Regions from separate parts of the Homo sapiens genome. Here region 2 is linked to region 1. Evidence: chromatin loops called from intact Hi-C (ENCODE). Cell type or tissue: HepG2. All regions are shown on one strand. Each heading gives the region's core, and the rest is flanking DNA. Links, peaks and the distances in the headings are about the cores only. Region 1 holds the start of LOC124902821 (U7 small nuclear RNA). Region 2 has its middle 82 kb from the start of DRD2.

Region 1 (12,421 bases), core at 2,028-10,027:
GTTGAGGAATACAGCAATTTCCCCTGCTTCCAGGTGCACTGCTTGGCATGTGATAGGCAATTCTTTCACATATTTCTCGGCAACAAAACTTAACACAGCATAATACATTTATGCTATCTTCCCTTCTGGGTTGCATAAAGCACTTGACTGTAGCTTTGCAAGAAAATCTGAAACTGTAAACATTCCTCCAAAGGTAAATATTTTGCTTCATATAAAATCAAATTTATACCCCGCCATTCTGCTTCCATGCCTTTCTTCATACACAGGTTTTTTGGTTTTTTTGTTTTGTTTTAATCTCAATGTTGAATCACAGTGTAAATTTTTAAGTGACATACGCAATGGCAAGTAAACCATGTGGTACTAACAGACTGTCAACTGTTGTTATAACAATAGTAACAGCTATGACCAGGTTCATACAAGTGCAGACAATGACAACATCACATCTGCTACTTGGATGATAGTAAAAATGTTAAGAACATCTTGATCTCAGAGATCTCAGAATGCCAAATAAATGTGAATCAATGAAATATAGTATCCAAATACTAATTTACTAATTATTTACATTTGACCTTGGATTAAAGTCAGTTACACTGTAATATTACCATTCCTCTTTCTCCATTTTGTAATAGGTAGCAGTGGACATCAATATATCTGGGATAACACAATCAGGAAAGGAAAATAAACTCTTTCGTTTCCTTTTTTTTTTGAGACAGGGTCTCGCTCTGTGGCCCAGACTGGAGTGCAATAGCATGGTACAATCTTAGCTCACTGCAGCCTCGGCATCCCAGGCTCAGGTGACTCTCCCACCTCAGCTTCCCGAGTAGTTGGGACTACGGGTGCCCACCACCACGCCCAGCTAGTTTTCCTATTTTTAGTAGACATGGGGTTTCTCCATGTTGGCCAGGCTGGTCTCAAACTTCTGGCCTCAAGTGATCCACCTGTCTCAGCCTCCCAAAGTACTGGGGTTACAGGCGTGAGCCACTGCACCTGGCCTAGTGACCTTTTTTTAAAGGCTACTGGGTAGAGATGACAACTATGTAAAATAATTTTGTATAGCTCCAACAACAATGTTCTACATGGAAATTCAAATCCAAATTCCTCATCTTGTCATTCAAAGACCATTACCTGATCCCCCCTTAGCCTGTTCCACCTTTTCTCCTCTCAGTTCCTTACTGCAAACTCATTCTCTCATGCATAGACTGTTGCTCCTAAAATCACTAGTAATACCACCTACATTATTAAACTATGGTATGCCAACTACATTCAGGGGTTATATTTGTCTTACCTCCTCCATATGAAGTCCTTCTAAGAACTCTGGCCCATACTGTTCTCTCCCCTTTCTCATCTCCCATGTTAAGGAAATGAATACGCCTGTGACTGAATGTGGCTCCCTGTCTTCACTTGATATTCCTCATCATGTGGTTCTCTAATTGTTTTATTTTATTTTAATTTTTTTTGAGACGGAGTCTTGCTGTCACCCAGGCTGGAGCGCAGCGGCGCAATCTCAGCTCACTGCAAACTCCACCTCTTGGGTTCAAGCGATTCTCCTGCCTCAGCCACCTGAGCAGCTGGGATTATAGGCACCCACCACCACGCCTAGCTAATTTTTGTATTTTTAGTAGAGATGAGGATTCATCATGTTGGCCAGGCTGGTCCCAAACTCTTACCTCAAGTGATCCACCCACCTCGGCCTCCCAAAGTGTTGGGATTACAGGCATGAGCCACCGGGCCAGGCCTGTTCTCTAATTGTTTTAAATATGAAATTCTTGCCTTCTTTAAAGGAAGAATCATGCAGTACACTGCCTAATTTGAATCATCCATAGGACAGTGCTGATAATAATGAGAACTAACATTTATTGAACAACTACTTTAATTTTTTTTTCTTTTTGGAAATGGGGGTCTCGCTATGTTGACCAGGCTGGCCTAACTGCTGGACTCAAAGGATCCTCCCACCACAGCCTTCCAGGTTGTTGGGACTACAGGCACACATCACCATACCTGGCTTAACATATGACAGGAAACAGGCACCTTACATGCATGTAATCCTAATAACAAAGGCAGGCATTGCACACGTTAGGAAATTAAGGTTTACAAAATCTATTTATCATCAAATGACTTGAATTAAAAGCTAAATCAAAGATAGCTATAAAACACATAGCTATTAAGGGTCTAAGTGCTTGCTTGAGCAGTACATTAACTAAAATTGGAACAATACAGAGATTAGCATGGACCCTGTGCAAGAATAACATGCAAATTCATGAAGTGTTCCATAATTTAAAAATAAAAATAAAATGTAAAGAGTATGGTATGAATAACAAATTTCACATGCATTATTTATATACATATACAAATGCTATGACATGACCCAGTCTTGTAAAGATTTAGCTAAAGTTCTTAACAGAACCCGCACTCCAAATCCTCGTACTATATATATATATTTATATAAATATTAATTTTACAGTAACACTAAACCCATCAGGATCCTACCATATTACTAACTCACTTCACCTGAACTTCACAGAAAGAGGATTTAAATATTAACTTCACTCTACCTTGCTATATGTAAAGTACACACCCAACAAGGAGACAAGACAAAGCCTGTACTCCTCTCACAATGAAGTCAAATAACTTGCAAGAGCCAACAGGTTTGCATTTCCTGAGCTAAATTCACATTGTTTTCACAAAACAAAAAGTACTCCCTTTTCTTGCCCAGAGGCAGTAAAGAAAGACAGGCAAACACAAACCTTTACCAGGAAGGAACTCAAGCTTTTTGACCTCACTGCTACTCAGTGGTTTTGGTGCAATCTAGCCCACTTCTCAGGAAGGAGATTTTCTTAGAGCAAAAACAACTCACCCACAATCAGCAATTAACAAGATTATTCAGACACTAAAAACCTTAAGCTATCAAGTTTCTGTAACAATCAATACCTGGCCTGATCCCACAGTAACTAGGTTAAAACTCTCTGATGAAATAATGCAAAATATTTCATTACTAATCGTTAAAACTCCTAATTTAGCATTGTGATGAGAAGCTTTATAGGTTATTCCATTCCTTCAAACAGTGATGCTATTTTCATCATTCTGATGCACATATTTCCTGATATCAATTGTCTAGTCTTACAAAGACATTTCTAAATTTACAACTAAGTAAATAATTAATAAATGTTCCCTTACTCCAAAGAACTACCAAGGTGTGCCTAATAAAATTCCTTCCAAAGCTAAAGATCTGGTTCGCAATTATAAAATAAAACTTAAGTACCCAAGGGAAGCAAAAAAAAAAAAAAGAAAAAACAAAAAACAAAAACAAAACCAACTGAAGAGTCAAAGAAAACATATAGTATCAATGCCAAAAACTCTGGCCAGGTGCAGTGGCTCATGTCTGTGATCCCAGCACTTTGGAAGGTGAAGGCAGGCGGATCACAAGGTCAGGAGTTCAAGACCAGCCTGGCCAATATGGTGAAACCCCATCTCTACTAAAGAAAAAAAAAATACAAAAATTTGCCAGGCATGGTGGCGGGCACCTGTAGTCCCAGCTACTCGGGAGGCTGAGGCAGAGGAATTGCTTGAACCTGGGAGGCGGAGCTTGAAGTGAGCCAAGATTGCACCGCTGCACTCCAGCCTGCACAACAGAGCAAGACTGTGTCTCGAAAAAAAAAAAAATAAGGGCCGGGCTTGGTGGCTCATGCCTGTAATCCCAGCACTTTGGGAGGCCGAGGCAGGCAGATCACGAGGTCAGGAGCCCGAGGCCATCCTGGCTAACACAGTGAAACTCCGTCTCTACTAAAAACACAAAAAATTAGATGGGCGAGGTGGCAGGCACCGGTAGTCCCAGCTACTCGGGAGGCTGAGGCAGGAGAACCTGGCGTGAACCTGGAGGTGGAGGTTGCAGTGAGCCAAGATCGCACCACTGCATTCCACTCCAGCCTGGGCGACAAAGCGAGACTACACCTCAAAAAAAAAAAAAAAACCACCTCTGTCTGGACAACAGAGATGGTTGCTAACCTTTCCAACCTCCATAAAACAAGGAATGGCCCTCAAAAGCCTTGGTATTTTTTCAGTTTTTCTTCCAGCAACAATGCCCTGCTGATCCAATTTATTCATGGAATAGAAACCTAAAGTAGCCATAAGAATATGGCTGTCTAAAAAAGATAAACAGCAGCTTTCTGTGGACACAGCTAAATTCCCTGAAATAGACTACTTGATAATTTTTGTGAATGATGCAAATGTCAGTACATGATGAAAATGCCTGTTTGAGTTTATTAACTGGCTTAAAGTTTTTAAAAACCATTAAAAGTGTTTAAAATTTAGCCACTATTATATCATGTAGAGGGGTTAAAACTGGGACTTAAAAACAAGAAAAAAAAGGAATTAATCATTATTTACTTTTTAAATTTTTTCCATCTCTTTCTTCACATGTACTAAGAGATTCCAATAGTACAAAAGGGTATAAAATGAAAAGGAAATCACCTTCTTCCCGACCTAGTTCTATTTCCCAGGGGCTACTACCATTAACAGTTTCTGTTATCTTTCCCGAAATTGTCTATGCACATGAATATATTTTTTCATATGATACATAATGTCCTATACCTTGCTTTTTCCTTATTTTAGAATACATTAAGACAATATTTTTCATTTCTTTGAATACATGTTCCAACTAAATATGAGAAATGAGGCTGACAAACATATCGAACACATCTCCAAAAATGAAGGAAAATACAATTTTTAACAACATATTGGTAGGGCTAATTGAAAAACTGGGAAAATATCAGGGAAAGATATGAGAAATCAAATTTACATGCTTACAGTTTTAGAAATATAGCAATGGTAAAATTTTAAGTTATTACTAGCTGGGTCTTCGTGTGTAGTTTCTATTTTTAATAAATAACAGAGATTGCTGGGTGTGGTGGCTCACGCCTGTAATCCCAGCACTTTACGGGGCTGAGGCGGGCGGATCACCTGAGGTCAGGAGTTCAAGACCAGCCTGGCCAACACGGTGAAACCCCATCTCTACTAAAAATACAAAAATTAGCTGGGTGTGGTGACAGGTGCCTGTAATCCCAGCTACTTGGGAGGCTAAGGCAGGAGAATGGCTTGAACCCAGGAGGCGGAGGTTGCAGTGAGCTGAGACTGCGCCACTGTACTCCAGCCTGGGCGACAAGAGCAAGACTCTGTCTCAAATAAATAAATAACAGAGATCAGAGAGGTGATGTGGGATTGGATTACAAAGGGTTCTAAATGTCAGGAAGAGTTTAGGTTTGATCTGATGAACAATGGATAATCACTGCAGGCTCCTCAGCAGGGAAGATATACGAAGGAAGAAAAGGCATTTAAGTGGATTAATCTAGCCCACGTGAACAACTGGTTCAACGTGGGATGACACTAGGAAAAGAAAGCTTGAGTTACAGGGCTACTGAGTAAACGAACTGTGACGAGAGAGGCAGGATGCTGGTAGGCAAAACATCAAAGTAGGACATACTCTGAACATCTCAAAGAATGAAGAGAGAAAGCTTAGTCATACATTTGCAATGGATGCCTAAGAGAATGCCATTGCCAATAACATAAAAGGAAACCAAACAATGTGATATACCACACCAACAGAATGAAGGAGAAAAAAAACAATGGTCACCTTGATTGATACAGAAAAACATCTGACAAAATCCAACACACATTCATAATAAAAACAATCAGAAAACTAGGAATAAAAGGTAATTCCCTCAACATGATACAGGGCCTTTATAAAAAAACCAAGAGTTAAGATCATATTCAATGGTGAAAGGCTGAAAGCTTTACCCCTAAAATCAGGAACAAGACAAAGATGCCCACTTTCACCACTGCTATTCAACACTGTACTGGAAGTTTAAGCCAGAGCAACCAGGCAAGAATAAAAAATAAATGGCACCTAAATTATAAAGTATAAAAAAGTAAAACAGTATTCACAAAATGACATGATCCTATATATACAAAATCCCAAAGATTCTGCAAAAAAGTTACCAGAGCTGGTAAACAAATTCAGCAGCTTCAAGGTAAACAGGCAAAATTCAGTTGTGTTTTTATAAAACAGCAATAAGAAATCAAAAAGGAAATTAAAAAAAAATTACATTTACAATAGCATCCTAAAGAATAAAATACTTAGGAATAAATTTGACCAAAGAGGTAAAAAACCTGGGCCGGGCGCAGTGGGTCACTGCTGAGGCTGGGTGCGATGGCTCACACCTGTAATCCCAGCACTTTGGGAGGCTGAGGCGGGCAGATTGCTTGAGCTGAAGTGTTCGAGACCAGCCTGAGCAACGTGGCAAAACACATCTCTACAGAAAACACAAAAATTAGTCGGGTGTGGTGGCGCGTGCCTGTAGTCCCAGCTTCTCAGAAGGCTGAAGTGGGAGGATTGCTTGAGCCCAGAAGATGGAGGTTGCAGTGAGCCAACATTGTGCCACTGCGCTCCAGCCTGGCAACAGAGTGAGACCCTGTCTCAAAAAAAAAAAAAAAAATTAGGCCGGGCGCGGTGGCTCACGCCTGTAATCCCAGCACTTTGGGAGGCTGAGGCGGCCGGATCACAAGGTCAGGAGATCGAGACCATCCTGACTAACACGGTGAAACCCTGTCTCTACTAAAAATACAAAAAATTAGCCGGGCATGGTGGCCGGCGCCTGTAGTCCCAGCTACTCGGGAGGCTGAGGCAGGAGAATGGCATGAACCCGGGAGGCGGAGCTTGCAGTGAGCCGAGATCGCGCCACTGCACTCCAGCCTGGGCGACACAGCGAGACTCCGTCTCGAAAAAAAAAATTGCTGGTCACGGTGGCTCACGCCTGTAATCCCAGCACTTTGGGAAGCTGAGGCGGATGGATCACCTGAGGTCAGGAGTTTGAGACCAGCCTGGCCAACATGGTGAAACCCCCATCTCTACTAAAAATACAAAAAATTAGCCAGGCATGGTGGCATGTGCCTGTAGTCCCAGCTACTCGGGAGGCTGAGGCGGGAGAATCCCTTGAACTCCAGAGGTGGAGGCTGCAGTGAGCCAAGATCTCACCACTGCACTCCAGCCTGGGCAACAGAGTGAGACTCTGTCTCAAAAAAAAGGTAAAAAAACTGATGAAAGAAGTTAAAGACCTAAATAAATTGAAAAACATCCAGGTTCATGAACTGGAAAACTGTACTAGTCAGAGTTCCCCAGAGAAACAGAAGCAAAAGGAGATAAATATAAGAGGTGAAATTTATTATAAGGAATTGGCTCACATGACTGCGGAGACTGAGAAGTCTCAAGATCTGCAGTTAGCAAGCTGGAGAACCAGGAGACCAGCGGTGTAGTGTTAGTGTAAGTATGAGACCCAAGAACCAGGAAAGTTGAGTGTGTAAGTTCCAGTCTGAGTCTGAAGTCCTGTGAACCAAAAGAGCTGATGGTTGTCTAAGTTCCAGTGCCAGGACCAAGGAAAATCAATGTCCCAGCTCAAGTAGTCAGGCAAGCAAAGTTTCCTCTTACTCAGCATTTTTGTTCTATTCAGGTCTTGATTGAATGAGGCCCACTACCCACATTAGGGAGTTCAAACTGCTCTACACAGTCTACTGATTCAATGTTAATCTTATCCAGAATCACGCTCACAGACACACCTAGAATAATGTTTGACCAAATGTCTGCATACATACCTCATGGCCCAGTCAACTGACACATTAACTTAACCATCATGAAGACAGTATTGTTTTTTGGAGATGGGGTCTGTCTCTGTCACCCAGGCTAGAGTACACCTCAACCTCCACCCTGTAAGCTCAAGCGATCCTCCCTCCTCAGCCTCCCAAGTAGGTGGGAACACAGATGTGTGCCATCAAGCCCAACTAAGATTTTTCATATTTTCGGTAAAGGTGAGGTTTCACCACGTTGCCCAGGCTGGTCTTGAACTCCTGAGGTCAAGCAATCCCCCCCGTCTCGGCCTCTTCCCAAAGTGATTACAGGCGTGAGGCACTGCGTCTGGCCACGAAGACTTAATACTGTGAAGGTGGCAATACTACTCAAAGCAATTCAAAAGTTCAATGTAATCCCTATCAAAATTCCAATGGTCCTTTGTGTGTGCGTGTGGCTGGGGGTTGCGGGGAACTCTAGTGAAAACCAGAAAACCTGCTAGACAAATTCTAAAAGAGCTGCAATGCTTTGGCCTTTCTTGCAGAAACAGAAAAGCTGATCCTCAAATTCACACAGAATTTCAAAGGACCTGGAAGAACTAAAACAACATTGAAAAGAAGAACAAAGTTGGAGGACTCACACTTCTTATATCAAAACTTAGTATTAATCCAAAGCTACGGTTATCATAACAGTGTAGTACTGGCATAAGGACAGATATATAGACCAACAGAATAGAACTGAGAATCCAGAAATAAACTCGTATCTGTGGTCAACTGATTTTCAACCAGAGTGCCAACACCATTTGATGGGGGAAAAATCATGTCTTCAACAAATGGTATTGGTACAACTGGATATCCACAGCAGAAGAATCACACTGGACCCCTACCTCACACAATACACAAAAATTCCTCAAAATGGATCAACAACCTAAATAAATAACTAAAACTATAAAATTCTTAGAACACAGAGATAAGTCTTCATGACCTTGGATTTGTCAATGGATTCTCAGCTATGACACCAAAAGCACAAGCAACAAAAGAAAAAAATAATAACACTTTTGAGCCAGGCATGGTGGTGTGTACCTGTAGTCCCAGCTACTTGGGACACTGAAGTGGGCTGATGTACTTTTCTGCATCAAAGGGCATTATCAAGAAAGTGAAAAGACAACCGGTATACAAATTCAAGAAATAAACACATACATCAAGAAATCCAACAAGAAATATACAGTGCTGGCCGGGCACGGTGGCTCATGCCTGTAATCCGAGCACTCCGGGAGGCCAATGTGGATCACCTAAGGTCAGGAGTTCAAGACCAGCCTGGCCAACATGGTGAAACCATCTCCACTAAAAATACAAATATTAGCCAGGTGTGTTGGCACGCGCCTGTAATCCCAGCTTCCTGGGAGGCTGAAGCAAGAGAATCACTTGAACCCAGGAGGCAGAGGTTGCAGTGAGCCGAGATCAGACCACTGCACTCCAGCCTAGGTGACAGAGCCAGACTCTGTCTTGGGGAAAAAAAAAGAAAAAAGAAATACACAGTGTACAAATTATCAAGAAAGTGAAAAGACAATGGGAGAAAATACTTTTAAATCATTTATCTGGTAAGAGTCTAGCATCTGGATGATATAAAAAACTCTCTTTGAACTCCCTTTAAGTCAACAACCAAAAAACGAGACAACCCAATTCAAAAATGGACAAAGAACTTAAAAAGATATTTCTCCAAAGAAGATATATAAATAGTCAATAAGTTTATGAAGACACTTAACATTAGCCATAACATTAACATGGCCAAATCAAAATCATGATGAGATGCCACTTCACACCCATTAGGATGACTGTTATCTAACAAAAACAAAAAATAACAAGTGTTTGATGAGAAAAGAGAAAAACTAGAACCCTTGTGTATTGCTGGTGGGAATATAAAACTTCCCCAGCAACCTTGGAAAACAGTCTGGCAGTTCCTCAAGAAGTTAAACATAGAATTACCATATGAGTCAACAATTCCTTCTAGGTATATACCCAAAAGAAGGGAAAACAGGTACTCAAATACAAGTATATGAAAATTCATAACAGAACTATTCATAATAACCAAAAGGTGTAAATAACTCAAATGTCCGTCAATGGAAGAATGGACAGGCAAAACATATCTATACATACAGTGGAATATTACTCAGTGATTAAAATGAAAAACTCATACATGCTACAACTTGAACAAATCTCAAAAACATTACAATAAACGACAGATGCCACACATAATAGGTCACATATTGCATGATCCATTTACATGAAATCTCTCTAATACGTAAATCTAGAGACAGAAAGTAGATTGGTATTGCCAGGGGTGGAGGGCATGGGGGAATAGGGAGTGACTGCTTAATGGTTACAAAGTTTTCTTTCAGGGTAATGAAAATGTTTTAGAACTAGACGGAATTGGTGATTGCACAATATTGTGAATATATTAAATGTCACTGAACTTGTACACTTGAACTTTTTTTTTTTGGAGACAGAGTTTTACTCTTGTCACTCAGGCTAGAGTGCAGTGGCATGATCTCCGCTCACTGCAACCGCTGCCTCCCGGGTTCAAGTGATTCTCCTGCCTCAGCCTCCCAAGTAGCTGGAATTACAGGTGCTCACCACCACATCTGGCTAATTTTTATATTTTTTAGTAGAGACGGGGCTTCACCATGTTGGCCAGGCTGGTCTTGAATTCCTGACCTCAGTGAGCCACCTCACCCAGCCCCACTTTAAAATAATTTTATGTTATATAAATTTTGCCTCAATTGAAAAAAAAAAAATCACCTGGGTGCAGTGGCACACACCTGTAGTTCCAGCTCTGCAGCAGGCTGAGGCAGAATGATCACTTGTGCCCAGGATTTTCAAACAGTAGTACACCACGATCATGCCTGTGAATAGCCACTGCACTCCAGCCTGAGCAACATAGCTAGACCCCAACTCTATGAAAAAACAAATGAATAAGGAAACCTGTATACACATCCCCACACAAAAGGAAAGAAGGAAGGGGGGAGGGAGGGAGGGAGGAAGGGAGGGAGGAAGAAAGGGAGGAAGGGAGGGAGGGAGGGGACACAAGAAAGTACTAACTTGGGCAAGAAGATTGAAAAAGAAAATGTTGTTTAGAAAATCTTCTTAGGGTTAAAGTGCCTACCAGCCATCATGTAGCATGCAGCTGGTACTTACTGAGGCAGATCTTTAGTTTGGTTTTGTGTGTCTGATATTTTGACCCCTGTTTTACGTAGAAAGCCTAGACGCTGGAAATAGTGCCATGCAGCCCAGACTCCAGCACACATCAGCCTCCTGGCAAATCTCAATCTTCCTCAGCATCAGTTTCCAGAATGGAAAATGAAGTACACCAAAAGCTTTGACAGCCCTGTATGACTATCAAAGGAAGTACTGCAAATAAATTGTTAGCAAAATGAAGAAATGCAATAGAAATGAAAAATACTGGGACTTGCCTGTTCAACTAAACTCCTCTAGAGTTTACAGTAAAAATACTGATATCCTGTGTTATAGTTTTGGTTTTATCACTTACTTGCTGTGTCACTTTGCAAATTCTACTTCCTGCTCATACTAAATTTTATTTCATAGAGTGCCTATGAGGGTTCAATGAAAAGTTATTAAAATTATTAAAGTGCTACATAGTCAAGTGGTAAGTCAGAAACTTTGGTTTTAGAAAGGCTTGTACTAAAGTCGGAGAAATGTTATGCTTCAAGTCAGAATGGCTTGAAGTCACAGCTCTGCTACTTATAATTCAATCATGGTCATAAGCTGCATTTCTCATCTGTAAGATAGAAGCAAACAGACTTCAGTTTAAAATCTCATACGAATAAAGAAAAAAAGAGATAGGTACCATGGTTCACGCCTGTAATCCCAAAACTTTGGGAGGCTCAGGCGGGAGGATCACTGGAGCGCGGGAGTTCAAAACCAGCCTGGGCAACATAAAGAGACCCCCCATCTCTACAAAAACTAAAAATATTAGCTAGGCATGGTGGCACATGTCTGTAGTTCCAGCTACTCTGTAGGCTGAGGTAGGAGAATTGCTTGGGCCCAGGAGGTTGAGGCTGCAGTGAGCCATGATAGAGCCACTGCACTACTCCAGCCTAGGTGACAGAGTAAGACCATGTCTCAAAAAAAAAAAAAAAAGACAAAAGAAAGAAAAGGAATAAATAAAATAAATCTCATATGAGGCCCTTATAAGGCATACTAACATCTGAGGTCAGGCACGGTGGCTCATGCCTGTAATCCCAGCACTTTTGGAGGCTGAGGCAGGATGACTTGGTTCATAAGTTTGAGACCAGCCTGGGCAACACAGAGAGACCCCATTGCTAAAAAAACTTTTAAAATTAACCACAGGCTGGGTTCGGTGGCTCACGCCTATAATCCCAGCACTTTGGGAGGCCAAGGCAGACGGATCACCGGAGGTCAGGTGTTCAAGACCAGCCTGGCCAACATGGTGAAACCCCGTCTCTACTAAAAATACAAAAATTAGGCGTGGTGGCATGTGCCTGTAATCCCAGCTACTTGGGAGGCAGAGGCAGAAGAATCAATAGAACCCGGAAGGCGGGGGTTACAGTGAGCTGATCTCACGCCACTGTACTCCATCCTGGGCAACAGACTGCGGTCCGTCTCAAAAAATAAAATAAAACAAAAGTAGCCAGGTGTGGTGGTGCATACCTGTGGTCCCAGCTACTCAAGTGTCTGAGGATTGCTTGGGTCTGGGTGGTCAAGGCTGCAGTGAGCCTTGACGGTGTCACCACACTCCAGCTTGGGTGACAGAGTGAAACCCTATCTCAAA
Region 2 (12,421 bases), core at 2,762-10,761, 310 kb before region 1:
TTGGCATCCCACTACCTTTAGAACAAAATCCTGGGTTCTCTTCACAGCCCCAACCCTGGCTGTTCCTCCAGCCTCACATGCTACCCGCTTCCTCAGCTCCAGCCACCCTGGCCTACAAGTCTTCTTTGAACATACCACACATGCTGCGTCTTCAGGGCCTTTGTACATTCTGCCTCTCTGATGCTCCAGATTTGTTCCCCCAGAGATTCCTGTGTCTCTTCCCTCACTTCCTTCAGGTCTCTTCTCAAATGTCACCTCCTTAAGCAGGCTTCCCTGACCATCCCACTACATTAAGTAGTCCTCTTCCATTATCCTTCATCCCTTTATTCTGCTTTATTTTTCTTCATTGCATTCATCATTATATTAAATATTTGTTTGCTTATTTGCCAACAACTTCCTGCTGCCAGAACATAAGCTCCATGAAAGCAGGGATACGTCTGTCTATTCTGCCCAGAATAATGCCTAGTGTCTATATCACAAGTGCTCAGATAATATTTATCAAATGACCAGTTACTCACCCTCCTTTATGAGGTGTCAACCTATCTCCACTTTACAGGTGAGGAAACTGAGGCACAGAAAGGTTCTATTACTAGTCCCAAATCATGTAACTAGAATGTGGCAAATATAGACTGTGAACTAAAATCTCTCTGACGCCAAACTCGGTGTTCTTTCTATCGTACCACACTGCCTCTCTTCTGAAACACAGTCCTTTGTGAAACCATGTGGGAAGGGAGCTTAAAAAGGGAAGAGACTCCTCGGAGAAATAAGGAACCTGCACCCTCCTTCTCCACCTCCAGTTCTCAGCTGATGTTTTGTGACATTGAAATTGGGGCAATACCAGCTAGAAACATTTATTGATTTCAAAGCCAAGAACACTCTAAGTGCAGTATTAAGGCAATTCCATCCTAGAATTGAAATTTCTGGTGGCAGAAAAAAAAGTTAAAGCAAATCTCAAGGTGACAGCAATTATAGTATTTAGAGTTTAAGTCCTTTTTGGAAGAAGGCTGGAAAGTAATGGAGCAATGAATGAACCATTAGTGTAAAATTCAAAACCAAACAAAGTCAATTCATGGCCTAGTACAAAACTTCAAAGAAGTTCCAGAAAATCAATTAGCTGTTGGTTATTACACAGAGCAGTAAACCTCATGTGAGTATTTCAGAGACAATTAAAAGTATCAGGAGTATAAACAACTCAGAGTTCAACCAGACCAAGAATTAGCAAACTTTTCTGCAAAGGGGCAGGTAGTAGATATTTTAGGCTTTCAAGCTATATCATCTCCACAACTACTCAACCCTGCAGTTGGGGTGCAAAAGCAGCTGCAGCAATATGTAACCAAGTGAGCATGGCTGTGTTTCAATAAAACTTTATACACAAAAACAGGTGGTGGGCCAGATTCCACCCATGGGCTGTGTATAGTTTGCCGACTGCTGATCTAGAACAATGTGCTTCTGTGACAAATGAAGTAACAAAGACATGGACAGATGAAATGACTGTCGCAGCCAGTTATGAAAGAGAGAAAAGAGAAAGTCATTTAACATTCATTCAACAAAGCTTTATTAAGCATGTATTAGATCCAGGCTATTCTAAACACAGGAGAGGCAATGATAAAAGAAAGAAAGAAAGAAAAAGAGGTTTTCTGGGTGAGATTCCTGAGACTTCACATTCCAGCAAGGGCAGCAGGCAGTAAAACAAAACAAATAAATAAATAAACATAAATGAATGAGAGGCCAGGTGCATTGGCTCATGCCTATAATCCCAGCACTTTGAAAGGCTGAAGCAGGCAGATAGCTTGAGTCCAGGAGTTCGAGACCAGCCTGGGCAGCATGGCAAAACTCTGCCTCTACAAAAAAATACAAAAATTAGCCTGGCATGGTGGCACGTGCCTGTAGTCCCAGCTACTTGGGATGCTGAAGCAAGAGGATCATTTAAGCCTGGGATGCAGAGGTTGCAGTGAGCTGAGATCCTGCCATTGCACTCCAGCTTGGGTGACAGAGCAAGACCCTGTCTCAAAAAACATAAAAAAATAAAATAAGCAAATGAATAAGATACCATCAGGCAGCAATAGTGCTATGACTATAATGAAAACGAAATGTGGCAGGAGGCGGTTTTGGGCATGGGGGTGGGGTAGCAATTAAATCGGTTGTCAAGGAAGAATGGAGCCCAAACATAAATGACAAAAAGTTGCCATCCATGGAGAGATCACATCTAGTAAGCTCATGGCACGTGCACTCAAGCTTCCCAGGCTGTTTCTTGCAGATGTGGAAACCGAAGCTACAAGAGCAGCAGGATTGGTGTGGTCCGGAAGGATTCCTGTGGTGTGGCATGGTCCGGGAGGATTCCCAAGTCAGTTCTCTCTGGCTCCAAAGCTTAGACTCTTTCTTTCACACCCGCACATTCCAGTCGTTTCACAGAAGGATGACTCAGAAATTCCCTCAGAAATTTAAAACACCGTCTTAGTCTGAAGTGTTTGGTTTGGGGCTGGAACACATACTAAAATTTTGACTAGATATTACAGCATCAAAAACTGCTCTGATGACCAGATGACTGAAATTATTAAATTTTGCACTTTAAAGAATGAACTAGTCTTTTTTCTTAAAATATTTCATATTTTATTTCTAAAGGAGATAAAAGAGAAGCTTTCAGCCTGCTACTTTCAAGCATCTCATCTGCAGACAAAATCTTCATGCATAATATTTATTCCCAATAAATGAAAAACCAAAATGAAATGCACTTTTTCTGTTTTAATATTGGTTTTTGAAGTACTAGAGACACGTTGATATGCTATATGAGAATTTTGAGTAGCTACATGCAGCTTGCTGATTTGTTCAAGGTGATTGTGAGGCAAACAATTCTCATTGTCTTTTTTTAATTTCAATGTGAGTGTTCCTTATACTTCCTCTCTTCAACCAGTGATCCATTAGGAGTAAAAATTAAACAAAATATGACTAATCATAGGAACAGTTCCACCCACTGGGGGGCGTTCACACCCACCAGAGCATGGAGTGGTGTTTAGCTGAAGGACAGACCCCTACATATGCTCACTCCATATGCACCTGCAGCAACCCAACTGTTCCTTTTAGAGGGAAGAGAATATTTAAATAAGCATTCTGTTCATTGACTGTTATGAGCTAGGAGACAGGGACTTTAAATGTCTTTAATGAGAAGGCCCAACCCTATTGCTCAGGCCCAGGCCCAGCTGGCGGTGAGTGAGGCTTAGAGGATGAAAAATATAAAGAGGCACCACTCTCAGGGCTGACCCCACACAGGAGCAATTCTGAGAGTGGGTGCTGCCTTAAGATATAGGAGTTAAAAACAAATTATTTAGGCAGATAGTGAGGGTAAGGAAGTCCTCACTAAGGTTTTCCTTTTAATGAAAAGCAGCCCCAAAATCATTTTCTTTTCTAACAAAGAGCAGCCTGTAAAATCGAGCTGCAGACATAGAAAGGGAAGCTGGAAGTTTGCACGGGTGAATGCCGGCAGTTATGTCAATAGAAATAGGCTACCTGGGACTAGGCATGATCAAAATTTGGCTCCATCTTCCTGTCTCTTTGCCAGCCACATGTACAATAAGGAGCAGGCAAGATCCTGGCCAAGTGGAAAGCCCATTTGCATAATAAGATCAGGGTGGGGCTACCAGCCTTTCACTTCGTGCTATGTATATGTCACACCTTGTGGAACTAATCTGTGGGCCCTATGTAAATCAGACACCACCTGCTCAAGCCTGCCTATAAAATCTGCTGTGGTATGCCTCAGGCCAGTTTTTCCCTTTCAGATGCCCAGATGTCCATCTCTCTCCTTTCTTCTGCCTATTAGACTTTCTGCTCCTTAACCCATCCATGTGTGTCCGTGTCCCTAATCTTCTTGGCGCCAAATGACGAACCCCAGGTATTTACCCCAGACAATGATGCTGCTTCACTTATGTTTTGTACCCTACTCACCTCCCCCAGGGCCTGGTCCCATCCCCCTACACCTCCCCACACCACCCCCCACCCCCAACACACACACAAACTGCAACTCAATCTTTCCATAAGTCAGTGGTTAGAAATAAAACAGCTGCTTGCTCCTAAAACCTCCCAAACCAGAGCTGCATTGAACTTGCTGGGCCTGTGATGGGGGTTTGTGCACTGGGTGCTGGTGCTCTTGGCTTGTGTTGGCTCATGTTAGTCACCACCACCTGTGTCTCTCTGATGTTGGGTTTTACTGTATCCTTATGATAACTTGGGTGTTAACAAAAAAGTTTTCTTTTTTTTTTTTTTTCCAAGAAATTCTCTTTTATCTTGCAGAAAGAAAAGCACTTTAGGAGGAAAACTCAAAACAACAGACGTCACTGATGGTTGAGACTCCCCTACAACTGAAACCAGTTTTTAAATGATGGCTCTCTTAAGCCAGAAGGAATTCCCAGAGGCCCTCAGGTCCAGCCTCCAGCATCCAGCTAATTGTAGCTCAGCAGCTGCATCTCGGGCTGGGCAGCAGGGAGCTGCTGCTTCCTCCTTGCAGTATACTGGGAAGTCTGTGTCACTGCAGAATGCAGGAAATAATATTTACCTTATACATTTGACAGGTTGTTAGGAAGACCTGAATAAAGTAATCTACATTGTACTACTTGAGCGCTATAAAATGAAAGAAGTTACTTAAAATCTCTAGGAGTAGGCGGGCGCAGTGGCTCATGCCTGTAATCCCAGCACTTTGGGAGGCCAACGCAGGTGGATCACTTGAGGTCAGGCATTCAAGAGCAGCCTGGTCAACATGGCAAAATCCCATTTCTATTTTAAGAAATTACAAAAAATTAGCTGTGCATGGTGGCATGTGCCTATAATTCCAGCTACTTGGGAGGGTGAGGTGGGAAGATCGCTTGAGCCTGAGAGGTGGCAGTTGCAGTGAGCCAAGATAGCGCCACTGCTCTCCAGCCTGGACAACAGAGTGAGACTCTGTCTCAAAAAATATATATAAAATAATAAAATAAAATCTCTAGGAGTAGTTAAACTTTACATCTCTTCATTACTATTTCAGCATATAGTCAACTGTGTGGAGAAAGTTTCTCCCTACTTCTAATTAGCTTCCCGTGCTGCATATCTTATCTGTCCTCTGAAGGTAGATAAAACCATGTTTGAATCCAAACTCCACCATTCTTAGCTGTGTGACTTTAGGTGAGTCGTCTAACCTCCCCAAGCACCCCATTTCCTTATATGCAAAGTGAGAATGCAATGTCTCCTTCAAAGGGCTATTATGAGGGTTGAGTGCAACAATGCAGATTAAGTACAGGGAACACTGGCATTGTTCATAAACAGTCTCGCTGCCAAAACAAAACATCAGAGTTACTCAAGATCCATTTCATCCTCTTGTTCTTCTCCAGAGTTAACACTCCTGTTGCCTCTAGCTCTTCCCAATTCTCCAATCCCTGATTTTTAAACTAGTGATTCTTGAGTTCTTTAGGGTTCTCAACGTTATTAAGAATCAGATGAAAATTTCAGACCCTCTCCACCGAAAATTTCAATGGCAAACTTTTGCATACAATTTCAGGAGGCTCAGGAACCTTTCAAAGCCCATCCATGTGCCCCTTCCCTGGTGAGGAGAGTGGACCCCAGATACGAAACTCAGTTTTGAGAATCCCCCTACGGCCCCCACCCCCTCAAAGGCAGCATCCCAGAAGCCGCCCTCTCTGCAGTTTCTGGTTCCTGCTGGCCTCCTACCCTAAGGATGCAAATTATCAGCAGGCCAAGGCATCTTGGAGGAGCCTGAGGTTTAGGAAGAAAGAATCAAGCTAAGAAGTGGACCTCAGCACAGCCTGAACCTGGCAGAACGAAGGCCCAATTACCAACTTCAGACTTTCAAAATGTCAGGTCCAGTTTATTGGAAATCTTTCTCAGCTAAGAGGCATTCACAGAACCAAGAGGAGAAGTTGAGACAGAGGCAGGAGCTACCATGGCTGGCAGATGGGAGGCATCCTGGAACTTACAACTGATGCAGGACAGGCAAGCCCCAAAGTAGGGCTTGGCCCGCCAGGGTTCTTGGCTTCACCCAGGAAAGAACTCAAGGGCAAGCCGCTGGCAGGGTAAAAGAAAACAGCTCTATTGAAGCGGCAATGTTGCAGCTCCAGTGGTGTTACTGCCCCGTGACTGCTCCAGCAGAGCAGGGCTACCCCACAGGCAGTGTGCTGAGGGTAGCAACTCAGGGCAGTTTTGCAGTCATATTTATACCCATTTTTAATGACATGTAGATTAGAGGGTGGTTTATGCATAAATTTCTAGAGAAAAGGTAGTAACTCCTGGGTCATCCGGTCATTGCCATGGAAAGGGGCAGTAATTCCCTGGTGTTGCCACGGCAATGGTAAACTGACACAGCATACTGGTGGGCGTGTCTTATGGAAAGCTGCTTCCACCCTGTCCTTGTTGTAGCTAGTCCTCAACTTGGTCCAGTGTCTGGTATTCGAGCCCTGCCTCCTGAGAAGTCCCTTGACAGTATCGCAAAGACCCCAAAGGACAGGTTTAGGAACTCTTTCAAAAACCTATTCTCCCCTGATGGAAAAAGACCTTTATGGTAAAATACACATCTCTTCTACAAACAAGCTGCTGAAAGCTGGCTATCACTATCTCCAGCCATGACCATAGAGAAACCATTCATTTGGGGGCGCTCAATTAGACATATTTTGAGTTCAGACAGAGGTCCAGATGAAAGATCCCCTAGAACAACCTAGGAGAGGTGATGGAAGTCAGACAGATGGCTGAGTTGGCATTCTACTTTTCTGGAGGTTACTTAACTTTTCTGAGCCCAAGTTTCCTCATCTAGGAAAGATGGGTAACTCCCATATCCTGCGGTTGAGTTGAGCATTAAATGAGGTGATATACGTAAAGAGCCTGGCATATAGTAAGCTCTCAGTGAATGACAGCTGCCATTATTATGGTTATTAGTGTTACTCATGGGCAAAGGGGATTGCAAAAATATTCCCATTCACTAAACATGTGTTAAAAGCCTACCTTGTATAGCAGTAACAGGCAATATGCATACAGGATCAAAGGAAGAATGAACCACATTCAGATAATTACATTCTTTATTTACCACCAATTGTTGAGATGCTATTTGTTCTTGTAGGCCTCTAAGGACCTCCCTCTTGCAGAGAACATTTAATGTGGTTACCCCGTGGTTGAGAGATTACAGCTACTTTGGGGCCAGATGAGAAATTCTATAGTTAGACTTTCGTTCATTCAGACCGGCCTTTGCCCTTGTTAATCCTAATTAATAAGAGTTTGCTATAAAGAAGGAAAACCAAATTGACTGGACACCTGTGAGCTAGAAGCTTTCACAGATACTTATTTTTGTTTTGTTTTGTTTTGAGACTCTCGCTCTGTCACCCAGGCTGGAGTGCAGTGGCATGATCTTAGCTCACTGCAACCTCTGGCTCCCGGTTCAAGCGATTCTCCTGCCTCAGCCTCCTGAGTAGCTGGGACTACAGGCACATGCCACCACACCCAGCTAATTTTTTGTATTTTTATTAGAGACGGGGTTTCACCATGTTAGCCAGGCTGGTCTCGAGCTCCTAACCTCGTGATCTGCCCACCTTGACCTCCCAAAGTGCTGGGATTATAGGCATAAACCACTGCACCCAGCCTTCACAGATATTTTATTTAAGCTTTGCAACTCTGCTAGGAAGGTATTATTACCCTCATTTATGAAATGAGAGATTTCAGCTTAAGAGAGAACACTCTTTGTTTGAGATCACAAATAGAACCTCTGGGATTTAAACACAAATCACTAGGACACACCGTTCAGCAAACTGCCTTAGCCTGTTTCCCTCAGAAAGGCCACTTAAGCCTCCACAGCCCTGGTAACAGCTGGAGAGAGTTCAGGCCATTTCAGAGACACTGTGTGAGGAGGCTGAGGGGGACAAGAGAGCAGAAGACATTTCTCCACCTCAGTGGTCCTGTTAGAGAGAAGTTGTATTGGACACTTTTAAAATGGCAAAGAAGACTTTACTCAAGACTATTACAATAAGGGTCAAGACTATTGCAATAGGAGAGAGAGGCTGAATCAACTCCAAATACAATAGGGGCCGCTGAAGATTTCTAGCTAATAGGCAGGGTGGGGGAGAGGATGGAAAATCACTAAGAGAAACTCTGTCAGGTATCAAGGGTAGAGGGGAGGAGAAACTTGATTGGCCACAAGGATGCAGGGATTCTCAGTAAACTGGCTTAGCAGGATTCTTGCCAAAACTGGAAAGAAAAAAAAAGTTCCAATAATATCAGAAAATAAAAAAAAATTAAAAATAAAATAAATAAATAAATAAAATAACTGGCCTCAACAGGCCAAAGATGGGGGCTAAGGATGAGGCCTAGACAAAAAGATGGCTTGGAGGAGCCTGACTAAAGTTTGGTCAAGGAGGGAGTTGTTGTCCTTCCAATGTGTTAGACTGCAAAAATGGCCACAGGTCTCCACTCCTCCCCGTACCCATGTCTTTTGTAATGTGACCCAAGCAATTCCCATCAAGAGCGGAAATCTCTCTGCACCCCTTGACTCTGGGCTGGCCTTACAGCTTGCTGTAACTGGTAGAAAATGGAGGGAGCAGCACAGTGTCAGTTCTGAGCCTAGATCTCAAGAAGGCCTGCTTTTGTCCACGCTTGTTCTCTCTTTCCCTCTCTCCCGCTCTCTCAGCAGCAACCAGAGGAACCGAATAGCAGATCCCAGCCCAAAGTGCTAACCTATAGAATCATGAGCTAGATAAATAGCTATTATTTTAAGCCACTAAATTTGGGGGCTGTTTGTATGAGGCAGTAGATAACTAATACATTCTAAAATGTGTCCACAAATTGAAATCATTTGAGAAGCCTTAAAACATACATTGATGGGTAGGTTTCCCCCACCCCCACCCTGCAGAGTTTCTCATTTACTCGGCCTTGTCTGCAACCTCCACCCTGGGGGTAGGGGGGTCTTAAGGTCCCCCAGGTGATCTCAATGTGTAGCCAAGGTTAAACACCACTGCCTTAGCTCCCCTGGCCTGGGCCATCCTGAAGCAACCCAGTTGGACTCTCCAGCTGTGCAGAGGATTTGCAGGAGGTACACAGGTCAGTTACAACGTGAGCTATTATCAGATGCAAGGGCCCATGGATCAAAGTCAGTGTTTCTCAAATTTTAATGTGCATCCTGATCACCTGAGGCTCTTGTTAAATTAAGATTCTGATTCAGTCGATCTGGGGTAAGGCTTGAGATCTTGCATTTGTAACACACTCTCAGGGGATGCTGAGGCTGTGGACTCTACTTTGCTTGGTCTATGAGATCTTCTTTACACTCACTCCTTCCAAACACCCTTTGTAGGCTTGGCAGCTGCCTCTTAGCTGAACTTTCTCAGATGTACTGTTGTAGCCTAGAGGAGAATAATCTCCAAAAAGTTGCCTAGCCTTGGGGTGGGCTGCTCAGCAGCCTCTTGGAGGGGCACATAGACAGGGCCTAGGGCTCTTCTTGGCTATTTTATACTCCCATGGAATTGATTCTAGAACAGGGGCTTCTGACAAATCTAAAGAAGAGTACTGTATTGGTTTGCAAGGGCTGCCATAATGAAATACCACAGACTGAGGGGCATAAACAACAGAGTTATTTTCTCACAGTTCAGAAGGCTAGAAGGGCAAGGTCAAAGTACCAGCAGGGTTGGTTTCTCCTGAGGCCTCCTCCTTGGGTTGCAGATGACTGAATTCTCATTGTGTCCTCCCATGGTCACACTTCTGTGTGTGTCTGTGTCCTAATCTCCTCTTCTTACAAGGACGCCAGTTATATTTGACTAGGGCCCACACTAGTGACCTCATTTGAACTTAATTACCTCTTTAAAGACCACATCTCCAACCAAATACAGTCATGTTCTGTGGCACTGAGGGTTAGGATTTCAACATATGGGCCGGGCATGGTGGCTTACGCCTGTAATCCCAGCACTTTGGGAGGCCGAGGTGGGCGGATCACCTGAGGTCAGCAGTTTGAGGATTTCAACATATGAACTTTGAGGAGATACAATTTAACCCATAACAGGTATGCACTTCCCATTCTTCCCGTGTGGAACTAGCAGCAGGACCAATCTTACCAGTTGCAGTCCTGCCTGGCAAAGCTATGGGTGGGAGGTAGCTTGCAAGGCTGTGAAGCACTTTCAAAGGCAGAAGGACCAGTACAATAAAGCTACATTTGAAAATGAAGAATAAGCTAGTGTGGCCAGAATGTATACAGAACACCTGAAGTAAAATAGGATTTTATCTCCAAAGCAACCATGCCATAGCCTGAATCCAGAGTGTTCTAGGCAGACCAAAAGCATGGAATAAAAATTGATTCGGACTGAGGAAATGGTAAAGAGATACTCACAAAACACCCAAGACCACACCACGGAGCCACAGAATCATTTGGAACAGGACTCCTGGGAACAAAATGCTGCCAAAACTTAAGGAGGAAAGTGGGGAAATTCTCTGAGTGCCAATGCAGCACCTTTGTCATCTTACCTTCTTACTGCTTTGTCATCTTACCTTCTTACTGACCTAGTTAACCTCCTTTCCTCACTTGAAACATGAAGTTAAATCCACTGCCTCAAAGGGTTACTATGAAGATTAAATCACAAAATGTATGTGATGGAACCAGGCTTATTGATGTGCAAATGTGTCAACATTCCCAGCCTCCATCCAACTTTCTCCACTTTCCTAACCCTCATCATACCCTGTCTGAAGAATTTTGCTCAGCTTTTCCTCACCCCTGGTCTTTCAGGGGAGTTCTATCTCTGCCCCATTATCTGGCTTTTTGTGGTACAAATTGGGAAGGATGAAGGGAGAGAGAGAAGCAGGAGAGAGGGAGAAGGCAGAGAGACAAGGTTCTTGTCTTTTTTTTTTTTTTTTTTTTTTTTTTTGAGATGGAGTTTTGCTCTTGTTGGCTAGGCTAGAGTGCAATGACACGGTCTCAGTTCACTGCAACCTCCGCCTCCTGGGTTCAAGTGATTCTCCTGCCTCAGCCTCCCAAGTAGCTGGGATTACAGGTGCCTGCCACTACGCCTGGCTAATTTTTGTATTTTTAGTAGAGACAGGGTTTCACCATGTTGTCCAGGCTGGTTTCGAACTCCTGACCTCAGATGATCCACCTGCCTCAGCCTCCCCAAGTGCTGGGATTACAGGCATGAGCCACTGCACCTGGCCAAAATATTTTAAGAGAAAAATCTGAAGCCACCAGGAGTGGGGTTCAAACCCACACAGACATATGTCCATTGGCTCTTAAGTCCAGTGCCTTTAACTACTTGGCCATCCTGGTACAGGTGGTTCTTGCCTATTGAGTCAGTCCCCGGGACAGCCCTTTGGTATGGACAGTCACATAATTAGCAAACAGAGGAGAAACTAAAGCTGATGCCAGAGGCTTTAAGTCTGTCCGCCTGGTAAAGATCTCAGGGACAGGAGATGCAAGGAAGAAAAGAAAACAGCAGCAAAAACACTAAAGCTAAATGCCAGGGAGCACTGTGGAGTAATTGCCAAGTAAGAGGTTCTGAAGTAGGCTGCAGAGTGTGGGAGACCAAAGAAGGAAAGGCAATGTTGAGAGATCTACTGCAAGGCTTGAATTCAATCATTTTAATGTTCTTTGAGAGATGGCAGTAAAGACTGAAATTTCTGCTTAATTACTTTTGGTTGTTAGAATTTGTTTCTTAAAACATGACTCAATGCAAGAGGCTGGTATGCATGAGACCCTGGGTTTTGTTGGAGGGAGGTGTATTATCTCTGTATCTAATCTCCCTTTGCAGAGTCTCTTCTTTTGCACTTAGTAGCTACTTAATAAATGGTAGATTACCATTGTTATTATTATTATCATTAGCCACCAACCTCATGCTCTGGGGCTGAGATTCACATTCTTCTCAGACATAACTTGATGTTTTGGAAATCCTCCCTCCTGCCATCTCCTGAAAGACTCACCCTACAGACAGTTGGTTTTAGAATGACTGGAAGAAAAACTGGTTTGACCGCGTTAAAGCGAAACAGGCAGGAAGCCATTAGCATGGGGTTGTTTCTGTACCCAAAACCTTCTTACAAGCAGACTAAAACTTAACTTAGAGGCCTTCCTTATAACTGAGTAATTCTGAATTGCGCTTCAGCCAATCACAGATGGTCAACCAACCGACTGGTTATATAACTAGGGGATCTCCCATTCGACCATACCCAGGTAAGGCAAATGCTGCTATAACCAATCAAGTCATTTCTTTATTTCTGCATTCAGCTTATAAAACCTCGCTGCCGTGATGCTGGAGCAGAGTTCTCTGAACCTCATCCAGTTTTGAATGCTGCCTGACTCACGAATCCTGTAATGCTCAAATAAACTGTTAAATGTATCTTGTCTAAAGTTTTTATTTTAACAGCTGGTTACCACTTGTCTCAGCCTCCTGAAGAATCCCAACAACAGGCTCTATTCCAGAGACTTTCGAATCCA

The links. Hi-C counts contacts between places; a loop is a spot of excess contacts. Peaks named below come from ENCODE experiments on the same cell type or tissue, not always from the same donor. Only the 100,000 strongest peaks of a DNase experiment are listed, where the experiment ranks them.
Region 2: a loop joins it to region 1, with 12 times the contacts of the local background. A loop is called at or near these places in 2 of 110 quality-filtered maps.

The regions. Positions count from the first base shown.
Region 1 is chr11:113,857,173-113,869,593 of GRCh38, forward strand. The region is part of intron 1 of USP28 (ubiquitin specific peptidase 28); the gene reads right to left. It overlaps LOC124902821 (U7 small nuclear RNA), which reads right to left and starts at 8,141; the gene lies at 8,080-8,141. It also overlaps the pseudogene RNU6-1107P. In HepG2, for the core only: no CTCF peak of the experiment used is centred there; a DNase peak (open chromatin) is centred at 5,449.
Region 2 is chr11:113,551,097-113,563,517 of GRCh38, forward strand. No RefSeq gene overlaps it. Among named protein-coding and RNA genes, the nearest start is that of DRD2, 82 kb to the left of the region's middle. RefSeq lists an enhancer at 2,619-3,120. In HepG2, for the core only: no CTCF peak of the experiment used is centred there; no DNase peak of the experiment used is centred there; H3K27me3 peaks cover 670 bases.